2 separate regions of the Homo sapiens genome follow, and region 1 is linked to region 2. The links are chromatin loops, found by intact Hi-C in ENCODE. Cell type or tissue: dorsolateral prefrontal cortex. All regions are shown on one strand. Each heading gives the region's core, and the rest is flanking DNA. Links, peaks and the distances in the headings are about the cores only.

Region 1 (7,596 bases), core at 1,889-4,388, 240 kb before region 2:
TGGCAACAAGAGTGACCTCTGGTCGTCCCCACTGCTTTTAAAATGCAATTATAATGCAATAGCATGCTAAAAGACACATGACAATTTATAAATGCCATGACAACTTATAGATGCCATGGCAATTTATAGATGCCGTGGCAACATCCAGAAGTTACCCTATATGGTCTAAAAAGGGGAAAAATCCTCAGTTCTGGGAATTTCCCACCCCTTTCTTGGAAAACTCATGAATAATCCACCCCTTGTTTAGCATATAGTCAAGAAATAACCATAAAAATGGGCAACCAGTGGCGCATGCCACTGCTCAGTTATTTCTTTACTTTTTAAATAAACTTGCTTTCACTTTACCCTATGGATTCACCTCGAATTCTTTCTTGCTCGAAATCCAGGAACCCTCTTTTGGGGTCTGGATCGGGAGCCCTTTCAGGTGACATGATGATTGGGATTCAGTGCCTCTCTGTTCGGTTGACTCTTTTTTAGACAGATGTGACCCATAGAAAATTTTTCTCTACTAAACGAAAATCTTTGGTCCTTTAAATCTTAGCGACTGGTATTAATTCTAACATCTAACATTGCCAAACTCAGGTTTTATTCCTTCTTCCATATGACATGTCTTCATGTTATAGATAGCTTGGGTCACTTAGGTCTGCTGCTATGCAGCCTAAATAGTTCCTATTAGCACCCTAGTCTCTCTCCTTTAAATATGTTTCTACTGAATTGCAGTCCTATTAAGGTATAATAACCAAAAGTAAACACATAACAGCACTCCAGGTATGGCCTGAGTATCTGAGCACCAGATTTGGCTCATTGTTTTGGCCTTTTAAAAATACAGTAGATCATTATTCCCTTAACTAACATTTATTCTATTAATCTTCACAGGTTTTAAAACATGATGTGCTTGCTGTCTGTAAATTTACCTGAGTCATTGATAACAATGGGAGAGAGAAGTCAACTCTGTGTGGCTCTCTGGTCCAGACTGATACTTAACCTCAACATGTGCACATTTGGGGACCACAAGTAAGTAGTTCGTAAACTTGTGTTTGAATCAAAGCCTCACCTCAAACCAGCCAAGTGATTTAGAAAAGGAATTTAACCCCAGTTTCTTAATCTACAAATTAGGAATGACAGTATATCCTTACAGCTGCCATAACAATGATATTTGTAGATTCTAAGAGAGTCTTCACACAGAATAGATATTCAATAAAAAGTGTTTTCTTGCTGTTAAAAAAGTTTCCATACTGTTGTCATAGAGATGGGTGTCAAAAAGCCTGATCCTATGGTTTCAGCCAGTAGCTGTCTGTAAGATGTAGCTTGCTTGCCCATAGTCAATCTAGTCCATGTATTAATCAATTAAACCCCAGTAATTTGTTTATCTGCTGCTTAAGCAAAACCATCTATGTCTTTACTAATATTAAGCCCTCTTTGAGCACTGAGTGGAAGGGTGTTGATGCTCAGAGAGCATGATATGTTTGAACTCCCAGGCTGGTGCCACAAATCCATCCTTGGCTGCCTTTGACTTGTTATAGTCCTTCATTCAAATCACTCAGCCTTTGTCATTCCACTTTTCTGATCTGTAAAATGGTGATATTGACCCATCTCACAGGTATGCTGCGAAGAAATGCTAATTAATAGTAGACAAAACACTTTGAAAATGCAAATTGCTATTTAAATACTAAATGTGTGTATTCAACAGATGACAAGTGTACCTTGGCATTAAGGTGGCCTAGATGATGAAATGCCTTGCACAAAATGGGGGAAACCAAATAAACAGCCTGACACCTGCTCAAAATCCATACTCCTCTCTCATTCTATTTTGAAGCAACCAAATTTTTATGGATTTTGTGACTGCAAGTTAGAAATAAGCAGTAACTTGAACGTCTCTCTTTAAAAGGTGGAGGATATACTTTAAGTGACTGTCAGAAAAACAAGTAACTAAATTGCTCAGGGGAAAAAAATTACTCCAGGTAGTGTATACTATGATAAGAAATCTGACAGTTCTTTCTGTAAAAATTCAGTATTACTAATAAAGCTATAACTGCACTCCTCATACCATAAGATCTATTGATTTGGATTAGCAGATACAGCTGCTCTCAAATGCTAAACTGTCAGGTTAAGAAAATGTTTTGAGATTGCAAAATAGATTACAAATGTACAATGATTAAAAAACAAGACTACATAAGCCATCCTACCCTTCTACTGAGGCAGCTCTTACTAGAGCCGAACAGCTGCTTAATAGAATCTCACTAATGTATGCCACTCCAGGAACTATGCAGTGGCCTTCTTCAGCTTCTGAAAAAGAAGCTGCTAAATATTCCTCAATATGACTCTTTACCGACTCGTCCAGCTTAGGATCTCTCCCTTGCTTTGAGGATATAAAGAACATAATGCCTAAACCATCTGGAAACATTTTATTTGAGTTGTCTTTTTACCCCACGAGGAGCCTGTGGCAGGATTTGCATTTTCAAGGCTTTTCAATTTTAAACAGTTAATCATCTTAGAGGATAGGGATATGCAAAGCTGGCAGTGTTTCTTGGGAGACTTGATAGAAACTCAGTAGAGGAAAAGAAACGTTTCTAGTTTGAAGTGGAAGGTTGCATTAAACATGAAATAAACACTTCATTCCTGTGCTGCCAGACTCTAAAAATAGGGCCTTGAACAGATTTAAAGTACCATTCTATGCTTTCTCCAACAAAGCCACTAGCACTATTAGCCTGATTACTGCACAAAAAGAGGGCCAGATGGCTTGCCCTTCAACTGAAATCAAAGGGCCTTCTTTTATGTGCACATTTTTTCCCCAAATGGGGGCTTCCTAAATATGTAAAGGTCCCACGTTTACTATACAAAGAAAATCTGCTGGCCCATTACAAGCTATCTATCCAGAATCCAGCATTCAGTTTTCTTGGCATACTGAAGAATTAAAACCAAGGTTAACTCTAGGAAATGCCTCCTACAGACCTCATCTTCAGATTACAGTATGTCCCAGGGAGTAGCGGTCTACCACTTAACCAATACCAAATTCCTACTGAAGATTCAAACCTGTTGGAGTTGCTGTTCGAGGTGTCAATATGGTCATCATCGAAGAGTGTGTTAGAAATGAAGACTCTCAGGCCCCACCCCAAACCTAGTGAATCAGAAGCTGTAGTTTAACAAAATCCCCAGGTGATCTGGATGCAAGTTAAAGTTTTAGTGGTACAGGGTTTGCCAGTCTCTATCTAACACTCTACCTTCCTAGGAAGATCTTTAACTCCCTTAGTAGTTCTATTGTAATTATCTCACACTCCTAACAATAACATTAATTTCTCCTCTTACAATATAATATTGAATAGAAAAGAATTTCATCTGAGAGTCACACAGCAACAACATATAAACACCTCCATGTCAAAGTTAATTAACATATTACTATTAATGAACATCCACTATGTGCTACATAACCACCAGAATTGAAGAAGACACACTCTCAACCCAATGATTTAATAATGTCTAGACACATATGAATAATCGCAAATGAATAATCACAACGCTGGATGGATAGACACACAAAAACATGGCATTTAAGAAGGCACTGAGTCTTTCTGAATGGGAGAAAATAAGATCATGGGATGGTTCACTGAGATAGTTTAAGATAATATTGGATTAGCTATCATAATGTTTTGTCCTCCATTCCAAGACATGTGAAATTTAAATTAGCAAGTGGGACACACACATTCTAATACTCCAGAGGCCAGGGGCAAAGAGTTGAAGGAGATTAAGTGAAAAGCTATTTGTCTTATGTTAAAGGAAGAGCTATTCCTTAAATTCTTGTCTACTGGGACTGATGTTAGCATATCTTGTGATTTTTAAAAACAGCCAGGGCCAGACGCGGTGGCTCATGCCTGTAATCCCAGCACTTTGGGAGGCTGAGGTGGGTGGATCACCTGAGGTCAGGAGTTCAAGACCAGCCTGACCAATATGATGAAACCCTGTCTCTACTAAAAGTATGAAAATTAGCTGGGTGTGGTGGCGTGCACCTGTAGTCCCAGCTACTCAGAAGGCTGAGGCTGGAGAATCACTTGAAACTGAGAGGTGGAGGTTGCAGTGAGCCAAGATTGTGGCATTGCATCCAGCCTGGGCAACAGTGTGAGACTCTGTCTCAAACAAACAAACAAACAAACAAACAAAAACAGCCAGAAATCCAAATTTCTATGGTATGTGCAATTTCCTAATGTTTACGTAATGATTACAGAAAAAAAATAAAACAAACAAAAAAACGAAAAACAAAAACTAAATGAACAATGAACCAAGTAAATAAAACTAAGAGCTTGCCAAGAACCAATAGTTTGCAAACTCTAAACTCTAGCATTTTGACCCAACAGAGGCTTGGCAGCAGTGCTCACAATGGGGGCTCCACGATGATCAAGACCAGCTGTGGCACTTGCAGAGGTGACATCAGGAGGAAGCACAGTGTGATGCATGCTGAAGTAGAATCCTGCCTTCAAGGAGCTGTAAATTAAAAAGGGACTACCTGTTGGAGCAATGAAAAAAGGCTTCCCAGATTGGGGATTATACGCTGAGATTTAAAGGATCAAAGGTGAAAAAAATGGGAAGAGAGGTAATAGGAGAAGGTATTTATAAGCAGGTAAGATTCAACTTGCAAAACTTAAAGGCTGAGAGAGAATGATGTTTTGAGAAAACATCAGAGGTCAGAATGGCTAGGAGAAGGGTATACAAAGGCAACAAATTTATGTAGTTTTAAGCAGTTGGTGAATTATGTCGTATGTTTTTTTTTTCTCAAGAATGGTAATTTTCCAGGTTGGGGCAAGAAAAATAGGACTCTAAATTTTATTTTAGAGTCTTGCTGTGTTGCCCAGGTCCCCAGGCTAGAGTGCAGTAGTGTGATCTCTGCTCACTGCCTCACTGCAACCTCCGCCTTCCAGACTCAAGCAATTCTCGTGTCTCAGCCTCCCAAGTAGCCAGGACCACAGGTGTGCACCACCACACCCAGCTAATTTTTGTATTTTTAGTAGAGGCAGGGTTTCACCACTTTGGCCAGGCTGGTCTCGAACTCCTGATTTCAAGTGATCTGCCCGCCTCAGCCTCCTAAAATGCTGGGACTGATTACAGGTGTGAGCCGCTGCACTTAGCCTATCAGTAGTTGCTTTTATGTAACATGCCATTGATTTGACTGGGGCTACAGAGATGATGTACACAGAAGTAAGAATTTTATAAAACTAGTGCTGCTTAGGCTAGCAAATGGTTTGTAATAATTTCTTCAGTTTTCAAAAATTACCAAAAACTGAAAGAAGGCCATTTTACAGATGTTCCAAGGGCATTAAATATTATCAGTCAAGCTTCCTTCATATTTCTTTGCAAAACAGCTTTTAACAACAGCTGTGATTCTCTTATCTGTTGCTTTCAAAGGAAACTTGTGTCTATTGCTGTATGTATAGTTTTAATTATAGGTATTCCATATGTGAATTTTAATTATTTATTTACCTCCAATTTTAGCAAGAGAACACTGATTAGAAGCTTAAATAACTCTCGCCCTCTTACTCACCCTCACAAAACTGATAGGAAAAGTTTTAAATACTCTGTGGTGAAGGAAAAAAAGTCGACATAAAAATATCTACAAAAATTACAGGAAGAAGAGAAATGATGAAAGTTAGTAGAGGATCAAAACATGTGAAGCACTTTTTATTTAATTTTTCAATATGTGTTCTGGAAATCATTAATAGTCAGTCTGCAGCTGTTTCTTACTGAATATAGTGTTAGAATGGGAAGACCACAGCTTTTATGGAAAGTCAACAATTTTGATTATGGTCACAAGGTTTGCAAATTACTTTGGCTTCAACTATTCTGCTATTATTTTTTCCTTATAGTAAATATTAAACGTTAATGCTGGAACAGTGGCTTTTAAACTTTCATGTGAAGATGCAGCTGGGGTGCTTGTCAAAAATGCAGATTTTCAGACTTTTTCTTAAAAGAGTCCAATTCTGATTTTTAAAATGTGTCTCCAAGTGATTCTGATGCAGGTGTCTCCGAATTAAATTTTGAATAATGTTGGGCTGGCTCAAGGGCACCTAGTGCCTGGCATAGATATGTCCTCAAAGAAATTAAAAACTTCTCAGATGTATCTACAATGACAATGCTGATGAATGCTGATGAATGCAAGCATTGTGAGGGGATGAATTTTGCCTGTTTTGTTCACAGCTAATATGGTTTGGGTTTGTTTTCCCACTCAAATCTCATCTGGAATTGTAACCTCATAATCCCCATGTATCATGGAAGGGACACAGTAGGAGGTAACTGAATCATGGGGGCGGTTACCCCCATGATGTTCTCATGATACTGAGTGAGTTCTCATAAGATCTGGTAGTTTTATAAGGGGCTTTCTCCGTTTGCTTGACACTTCTTCGTGCCACCATGTGAAGGAGGACGTGTTTGCTTCTCCTTCTTCCATGACTGTAAGTTTCCTGAGGCTTCCCCAGCCGTGCTGAACTGCAAGTCAATTAAGCCTCTTTTCTTTATAAATTACTCAGTCTGGGGTATATCTTCATAGCAGCAAGAGAACAGGCTAACACAACAGCCACGTTCCCAGCACTGAGATTAGCACCTGGCACACAGTCAATAACTATTTGCTGAATGGATGTGTGAAAGAATGATTTGAGCATGTCAGTACTTGCTTTCTGAAGTTCATGCTGTTCATTGGATCTTCTATCCCACACTAACTATCAGAAGGCAAAGGACTTGTGTCAAGCATGCCCCAATTTGCTCACCAAAAGTGGCATTTTGGGCCTCACAGTAATGACATTTGGCAAAGTTACCAGTCTTGAAAGTGTAATTTTTGAGTTTTATTTTCTGACCTACAAAACTTAAAAGTGTACCTGTAAGGGGCTGCAGTACCTTAGTGGATCACAACAAATCAGCATGCACATTCCAAATGTATAACCTATCACAGAAATATGACACCCATAATCCCCACAAAATATCCATGTGGTTCTTAATGATGCTGAACTACAGAGTTCCTATTTTCTTTTTCAGACACTATGAGCTTACAAAATGTTCCTGCATTAGTTGTCATGCTTTGAAACAAACTTGGTGTGATGATGTTTCAACTAGATCTAAAGGGAATGGACAGGCAGACCCACACAAACACATGATTTCTTTTAAGAAATACTGTATTATTTCTCTAGGGCACATAAAAATATTTTGTGAAATCATAAAGTTACATAAAACTCATAGGAAGAAACAAATAAAACTGCAAGTTTTATTCCTTCATAGAGATTCAGAAAAGATGGAAAATACATGGTATTAACCAAGGGAGCAGATCCTGTACTATTTTGAATGTGTCCTTCATTAGTAAGGACATCGGTGCTAATGTCCTTAGTAATTCATCCTGTAAGTTAGCACACTTAACATAAAAGTTTACAGTACTCTTAGCACCATGATGGAAAGTAATCCTTTTGAGACTGCTTCAGGCCTAAATATCATATAATCATAAAATTTTTATCAATAGTATATATTCAAATGTGTTCATGTTGTTATTAATTAATACTGGTTGGTTGAACACACCTCTACTTATCAATATTTTAAATGATTTCTCCAGTACAATATTATTTCTAT
Region 2 (7,596 bases), core at 3,376-5,875:
ATCTGATGGTTTTACATGGGGAAACCCCTTTCACTTGGTTCTCATTCTCTCTCTTGCCTGCTGCTATGTAAGATGTGCCTTTCGCCTTCTGCCATGATTGTGAGGCCTCCCCAGCCACGTGGAACTGTGAGTCCATTAAACCTCTTTTTCTTTATAATTTACCCAGTCTCATGTATCTCTCTATCAGCAGTGTGAGAAAAGACTAATACACCAACTATGTCCACTGAGTGCAACTGATTAGTTGACAACATCTTATAGATATTAACAGTTTTCCTACCTTTGCATCTATTTGCACATTTATCCCAGCATTCTGTAATACTGATATGTGTAACTGTCTTTGGGTTCTTCTCTGAACAGTTGGTAGCATTATTTCTTTATTAATTGATGAAATAAATAAGACCTTCAATGTGTATATTTTTGCAAGAATCATGATTTTACCTTCTAAAAAAATATATTAGCAGAATAAATTTTTTTTTTTTTTTTTTTTTTTTGAGACGGAGTCTCGCTCTGTCGCCCAGGCCGGACTGCGGACTGCAGTGGCGCAATCTCGGCTCACGGCAAGCTCCGCCTCCCGGGTTCACGCCATTCTCCTGCCTCAGCCTCCCGAGTAGCTGGGACTACAGGCGCCCGCCACCGCGCCCGGCTAATTTTTTGTATTTTTAGTAGAGACGGGGTTTCACCTTGTTAGCCAGGATGGTCTCGATCTCCTGACCTCATGATCCACCCGCCTCGGCCTCCCAAAGTGCTGGGATTACAGGCGTGAGCCACCGCGCCCGGCCAATTTTTTTTTTTTTTTAAAAGAGAATCACTGATCTACAATGTATGATCTAAACCTTTGAATATTACATAAAAAGCCTTTCACAATTGGATTCTAACTACAGCTTTTGGGCCTCACATCTCCCACCTGTACATATGCTGGAACCAAACACATTATCCAGTGTACTATTCTTCCATCTTTGCCTGCCCATGCATCCCCACTCACCTGGCATTGCCCCTATGTGTTACTTCCAGTTTGGAGGAGGCATTTTCCTGCTCTCCTCGGGCATTTCTTCCCTTAAACTCCTGTGTATCCTGTACTTTCCGCCATCATAGCAGTCACCTATAGCAGTGGGCTCAAAACTATTTGTTGAGAGTGATGGCATAGAATCAAAATTACCCATTTAAGCTTTTAAAAAATCTAAAAAGTTATTATTTAATCACACATGTAGTTCTGATACCTTCGTCCATCAGAGATCAAATTATTTAAGTCAATGTTAAAGCAATCGAGCCAATGTAGACATTCCACTCATAAGAACTCTCTTATTACGTATTACTGAGATATAATAAATAAACACAACTATAAACCTTAAGCCTTGTACAGTGAAAACATATCTTTATGAGAATGTTTTAAAATCCACCTTGGATATTTTTTAAGAAAAGGGTAATTAATATATGAACCATGAAAATCAGATCGTGAGAAAACATAGAGTTGTCAGTGATGGCTTAAAGTCCAATGATTAGTTCTTTGGAATAGACGAGTAACAGGCCAGACAAGAACAGAAATGCAGAAGTGTTCATTACTCTCCTGTGATTCCCCAAAAGGAAAACAAAGCAAAACTAACTTTTAACAAATAGTTAGTTTGATTAAAATAGACTTGATATTTGAATATGGAAAATTGATAAAAACAAATTTACACAGTGGTCGAAACCCTGAAGCCAAATTAGGGTCACCTGAGAAGTTTTAAACACTATCCATGCTGCAGGCCTCACCTGTAAGAGATTTTGACATAACGGATGAAGGGTGGGGTCCAGCATCAGAATTTTTTCAAAGTCCATTGAAAATTCTATTGCGCTGTCAGGAACCACTCTGAATGAACACCTTCCCTATTACAGCAAAGCCCACCATACAAAAATAAATAGCAATGAAAACCTATCCAATCAACATTATCCCACTCCCACGAGGGGAACAAATAATATAAACATTATAAGCTGGAAAATAGTAATAATAGTTAACCTTTATGCAGAGTTTATTGTGTGGCAAGCATTATTCTAAGGGCTTCTAATACACTGACCTTTTTATGCCTCACAACAGCTCTGTGAAGTTGGCACTATTTCATGCCTTTCTTCTGCAAAAATAGCTAGTAGTTGTAGAATGCTTAACACTGTGAGACATTACTCTGAATGCTGCTATTTGCATTGACTCGTTTAATCTTCATAACAGCTCTAGTGAGTAAGCACTGTTATTACAACAGGCTCTCTGTTGTAATAACATCCACATCAAAAGATATGGAAGGCCTATTGTTCTACACCATTTTATATAAGGAACTTTAGCATCCATAGATTTTAGTATCCATGGGGGTCTTAGAAACAATGCACCTCAGATATGAGGGCTGACCCATTGTAGACAGATGAGGAAACAAAGGCACAGAGAGGTCAAATAACTTGTGTAAGGCCACACAGCTAGTGAATGGCAAAACTAGAGTAAGAAGCCAGGTAATCTAGTGCTAAACTTAAAATACAAAGTCCTAGTTATTTGTGTGATTCAACAGGCATAAAATATATTAATATACAAGAAAATTACTAAAAATGTCTTTATTTTTCTCCTCTTCAAGGGATAGATATATAAACAAAAGAAGAGGCTTACTTAAGAAAACTCAAATAAGAATAATTTCGTCCTAGTTCTGAGAGAGGTACCAAAGTTGGACCCAACTAGAGATATTTCATGACCTACAATGAAAAAAAAACAATTTAGAAGGATGTCAGAGATGAGAAACCCAACTCTATATTAGATTTGAAACCAAGAGATCAGTAGGAAGCCTGACTCCTCCTTCTTATGCACTCCATGAAGACAAGGAAGGCATGTGTGTTGTTTACTGCTGATAAAAACTGCTCAATAAATACATTTGAGCAAATAAAATCATTTAGCTACATAAGATGTGAAATGACTGAATTCTAAGGCAGAACATTTTCAATTTATTTTAACACCATATTTTTTCATATTTTATGAGATACTCACGTATATTAAATATCCTTACTTCATATAACATTATTTCTGTACAATGGGTTATCAGATTATTAAAATACAGTTTTAATAAAAATGCCGATTTTTCCATTTTTTAATTTTTACATGAAAGTTTTACCTTAAAATTAAATTATTATTATAAAAGCAGACCTTTTAAATAATCATCTCAGTAGCTAGGTGACCACATTTCTAACCCAAGCTGTTTAGAATTCTCTGAACCTCTTCTGTGCTCCGCGGTTTGGGGGGCCATCCTGTCCTTACCTAGTTGGTTTCCTCCATTTGTGGTTGGTATATTTAATGTCTACCCTCCTCTTGATTAGCAAAGCATAACTATAGATCTGCCGTTAATCAACAATACAATAGCCACACTCTGGGTTCTCACCAGAGAATATGCATATCTCAAACTTCCTGTTGGGCAACCTCATATCAAACATTTGAGTGAGACATAACATCCTTGAAGGGCTCTTTGAAGAGTATGTTATATTTTAAAACAAAATCAAGCAAGGAACCAAATAATAGTACACTATGACCATAACTGTATTATCTCTAAGTTGAATTTCTTTTGTAGAATTGCCCTTTTCAGTTGTAGCCCTGGCTTCTATTGAGAGAATTATTAAGGAACATCCAAATTAAACCACGCTACTCTATTTATAAAAGTGGTGCTAAGGATGTGATCTGCTACATCCCTCACAACTTCCTTCTGTTCTCTAGGGGAGATTTCTCAGGTCTCAGTATCGAAAGAAGTTAGAGTTCTCTTTCATGCCAGGAAAACAGGAACCCAACATGTATTTTTATGGTTTTATCATATTTTCTGCATACTTTTCTCTTATTTCTTCACATTTTAATTGTATTTTACTATAAAGTATCTATATTAATATTACACATATTAATTTCTTTAAACCACCACTTTTTGAGACACAGAAACTCTACAAATAAACAAATAGCTTTGCAATAAAAAATAATGAAACTGAAAGAGATAATGACATGTTCAGATACCACTGACTGTGAAGAATGATTAGCATAGCTTTCAAAATTACAAAGGTTGAGTAAAACTTTTTAAATCTCAAAAAATTAATAAATGCATTTCGTTCATCTGTTACTTCAAAAATTGTGCCTGCTTATTTTTTAAACACATTATTTTGATTCAGTTAATTTAGAAACGTGTTATACACTTTCTAAGACAGAGTATCTTTAAACACAGATCACGACTCAAACCGATTTATATGTAGTTAAGCCTCAACTAGAATGTTGTTTAATGGTTAGGACAGTATTTAAGAGAACATTAGAATTGTGAAGAACTGCAACTCCTCAATTTTTCAGTTTACTTAGGCTTTTTTGTGGTTCAATAATATCAGATAATGACTCATGTAACTCAGCTGATTTTGTTTCTAATTTCAATGAATTTTTTTAACTGAAATGCCTGATTAACAGCTATACCTGGTGCAAAAATAACATGCTATAATAAAAATTAAATGCAATATAGTTATATAGTAGAATATATTTCTCTGTAATTTCAGCATAATTCACTAAATAGAAAAGAGACTAAAATAAATGTTTCCCAAAACATAGCTTTTTGGAGACTAAGACAAAGAAGGGGAAAGTAGGAAACTGACCTGGAATTATTTCAGGAAATTAGAATGTTTGTGATCAATTAAAGAGAAAGAATATTCAAAGTTTTTAAATTAATATGAGTATTTTTGTTATCACAGAGCTTATTTCGAATTGCCTGTAGGCATCTTCCAAACTTAACATTTTTCATAATTGTAGTAAATCATCTTCTTAGAAAGCATAAATTGTCACAATTTAGGTGATAAGACATCAGTTAGTGATAAAAATGAACTATCTAAGCCTACAACGCTTACCATATCATGCTTCTCCATCAACTCAGAATGCAATTTTATTTTGTATAATGAAGAAAACAGTGTGGAAGAAAAGAAGTTTTACAAAATCGATGCATGATGATTTCATCTGACAAGTGGGATGAGAGTGGGAAGAGTAGGTGTGAGAAGCTTACTGCTTTTAGTAAAGTTAAAAACTAAATTGTGACTGAATCAGACCAAGAAAAGATTTTGAAAGACTGAATTTTAAATCAAAATCCCTGTCTTATACTTTTTCATATATATGAATATACTTTGGGGGCATAAACATGTTCATGATTGAGTAAAATCAACATTAGAAAAGAGGGAAATTTGGCTGGGCGCGGTGGCTTACGCCTGTAATCCCAGCACTTTGGGAGGCCAAGGCAGGCAGATCACCTGAGGTTGGGAGTTCGAGGCCATCCTGACCAACATGGAGAAACCCCATCTCTACTAAAAAAAATACAAAGTTAGCTGGGTGTGGTGGTGCATGTCTGTAATCCCAGCTACTCGGGAGGTTGAGGCAGGAGAATCACTTGAACCTGGGAGGGGGAGGTTGCAGTGAGCCAAGATTGCAGCATTGCACTCCAGCCTGGACGACAAGAGTGAAACTCTGTGTCAAAAAAAAAGGGAAATTTATATGGAATAGGAAGCTAAGAAGGATGTGCAGCAGCCCTATAAGAATAACACAGATATTTTAACCTTAAAAATATGTTATTAAGAACTTATTGATAGTTCAGTTTCATATGGTACAGCTTTCTGATATTACTTACAAGCTCAGGAAAACACTTCCAGAACATATCCTTTTGTGAAATAATGTAATTTCCTAGGGTGTTTACAGACTTTAAGAAACTAAGATTGAACATAAAACATTCTAGTGTAAAATTATCACTTTAAGGAGTCTAATGAAAATCTAGTTAGTCTTATGAAATAATTTTTAAAACTACAGATAAATATTTTTACCAACATAGAACCCTGCTGTCTTTGAAATAACATTTAATTGAATGAAATAGATATCTTCTTTGGCTCTATTTTACTGCAAACATTAAAATGATAAATACAAACTATTCTTAAACTGACTCTTAGAAGAAATGCAAAACTCCTTCAAAGGGAGAAGAACAATAATCAGAATTAAAATTATTTTATGAATTGAATATAAGTGATCTTGTTAAAAACAAAATCAAAAAACAAAACTTTCAGTTCTGCTAATACACAAAATGAACATGAATGTATAAATAATTTTTAACAGTGAGAATATTTTTGTTATTTACTAAAAACATATCTATAATAAAATGTAACTATGTTATATGATATACAATTTTAATGGCCAAATTTGTAACATATTAACTCTTCCATAAATTAAAGTATTTTAAATATGCCTCTCAGTCTCACTGGAAAATCACTTCATTTTCTACAGAATATTATCATGAAACTTGCAATATGTGCATTATCTAGTTCAAAAGATCAAAACTTTTATGCCTATGTAAGCCAGGCAGGGAAAATAAACGTGAAAGAAGAGTCTTACAAATAATAAGAGGACATGAAGGGAACTGTAGATTGCCTGCCTCTGCTAAAGGTGTCAAAAAACAAAAACAAAAGCAAAAAACCTTAAAATACTCTATGTGCCAAACAGTGTTTAAGAGCCATATGCAGCCTCCCAAACTGCCAGATTGCAGCTCTAGAAAAGCAGTAGCCAAGATAGAGCTCAACCAAAAGTGTGATCTTTGCCAACAGGAGAGGCCAATAAATTCTAACACTTGCAGAGTGAATAGAATAGAATGCATGCTTCATTCAGTTAGTAATCTTTGCTTATAAAGTTTGAGGTATAACCCATGAAGTCTGTTGGTTATTAACATCTGCCATATGGCCTTAAAACAAGATGCCTCAATCCTAAGTGGGAAAGGGAGAATCTCAATTTAGACTCTCCAATGATCACAGGCACACAAAGAACCAGTCTGTATAAGGCTCACCCTCAACCAAAGGCCTCTTTATTCTGAACAGGTCAGACCATGCTGGAGGCCTAACTGTGATCTACTGTGGTCTGGGTGCACATCCAGTGATCTTTTAAGATATCTGGATTGGCCTATATGAGCACATTAATTTACTAGGAACCTGGTGAAAAGCAGTACATATCAAAATACATTTGAAATTTATTTTATCTATCACCAAGCGGAAGGAAATAGAAAAAGTGAGCAGAGAAGACAGAGAAAAAGAGCAAGAGACCAACAAGCAAGACATATTTCCCCAGACCACCTGGGCCTTATTGAGAGAAAGGCCAGAAGCTGCAGATCATTACCTCAAAGACCTGAGGTACACCAGGAGGAGGTTCCCACTGCCTTGAGAGACAAGCCCCTGGGTGTTCATGAGTTGACTGGAGAATGAGATACTACTCACTTCCTTCCCTACTGAAGATGCCAGAGAAATTCAAAAAAGGGGGCCATTGTTCTGGCAATTAATTTAGAAATCTATACTGTAATTTTTTTCCTTATGTAGATCTGTTTGGGATTCTTTATATATGTATATTAAATAATAACTTGTTAAGTAATATTTTCCACACAACATCCTCAAATTCAGTTATATATATCTTATACATATTAGGTGCAAAGACTGAAACAGATATTTGTAATGCATTTTTAAAACAGGTGTCCATATTTCATAGTAAGTTTTTTTGTTGTTGTTGTTTGTTTGTTTCTTTGAGACGGAGTCTTGCTGTCTCCCAGACTGGAGTGCAGTGGGCTA

What was found. A loop is a pair of places that touch in the nucleus more often than their neighbours do. Peaks named below come from ENCODE experiments on the same cell type or tissue, not always from the same donor. Only the 100,000 strongest peaks of a DNase experiment are listed, where the experiment ranks them.
Region 1: a loop joins it to region 2, with 3.0 times the contacts of the local background. A loop is called at or near these places in 30 of 110 quality-filtered maps.

The regions. Positions count from the first base shown.
Region 1 is chr5:130,150,468-130,158,063 of GRCh38, reverse strand. All of the region lies in intron 2 of CHSY3 (chondroitin sulfate synthase 3), which reads right to left. Among named protein-coding and RNA genes, the nearest start is that of CHSY3-AS1, 250 kb to the right of the region's middle. In dorsolateral prefrontal cortex, for the core only: no CTCF peak of the experiment used is centred there; no DNase peak of the experiment used is centred there; H3K27ac peaks cover 1,356 bases.
Region 2 is chr5:129,912,009-129,919,604 of GRCh38, reverse strand. The region is part of intron 2 of CHSY3 (chondroitin sulfate synthase 3); the gene reads right to left. Among named protein-coding and RNA genes, the nearest start is that of CHSY3-AS1, 9.9 kb to the right of the region's middle. In dorsolateral prefrontal cortex, for the core only: no CTCF peak of the experiment used is centred there; no DNase peak of the experiment used is centred there; H3K27ac peaks cover 241 bases.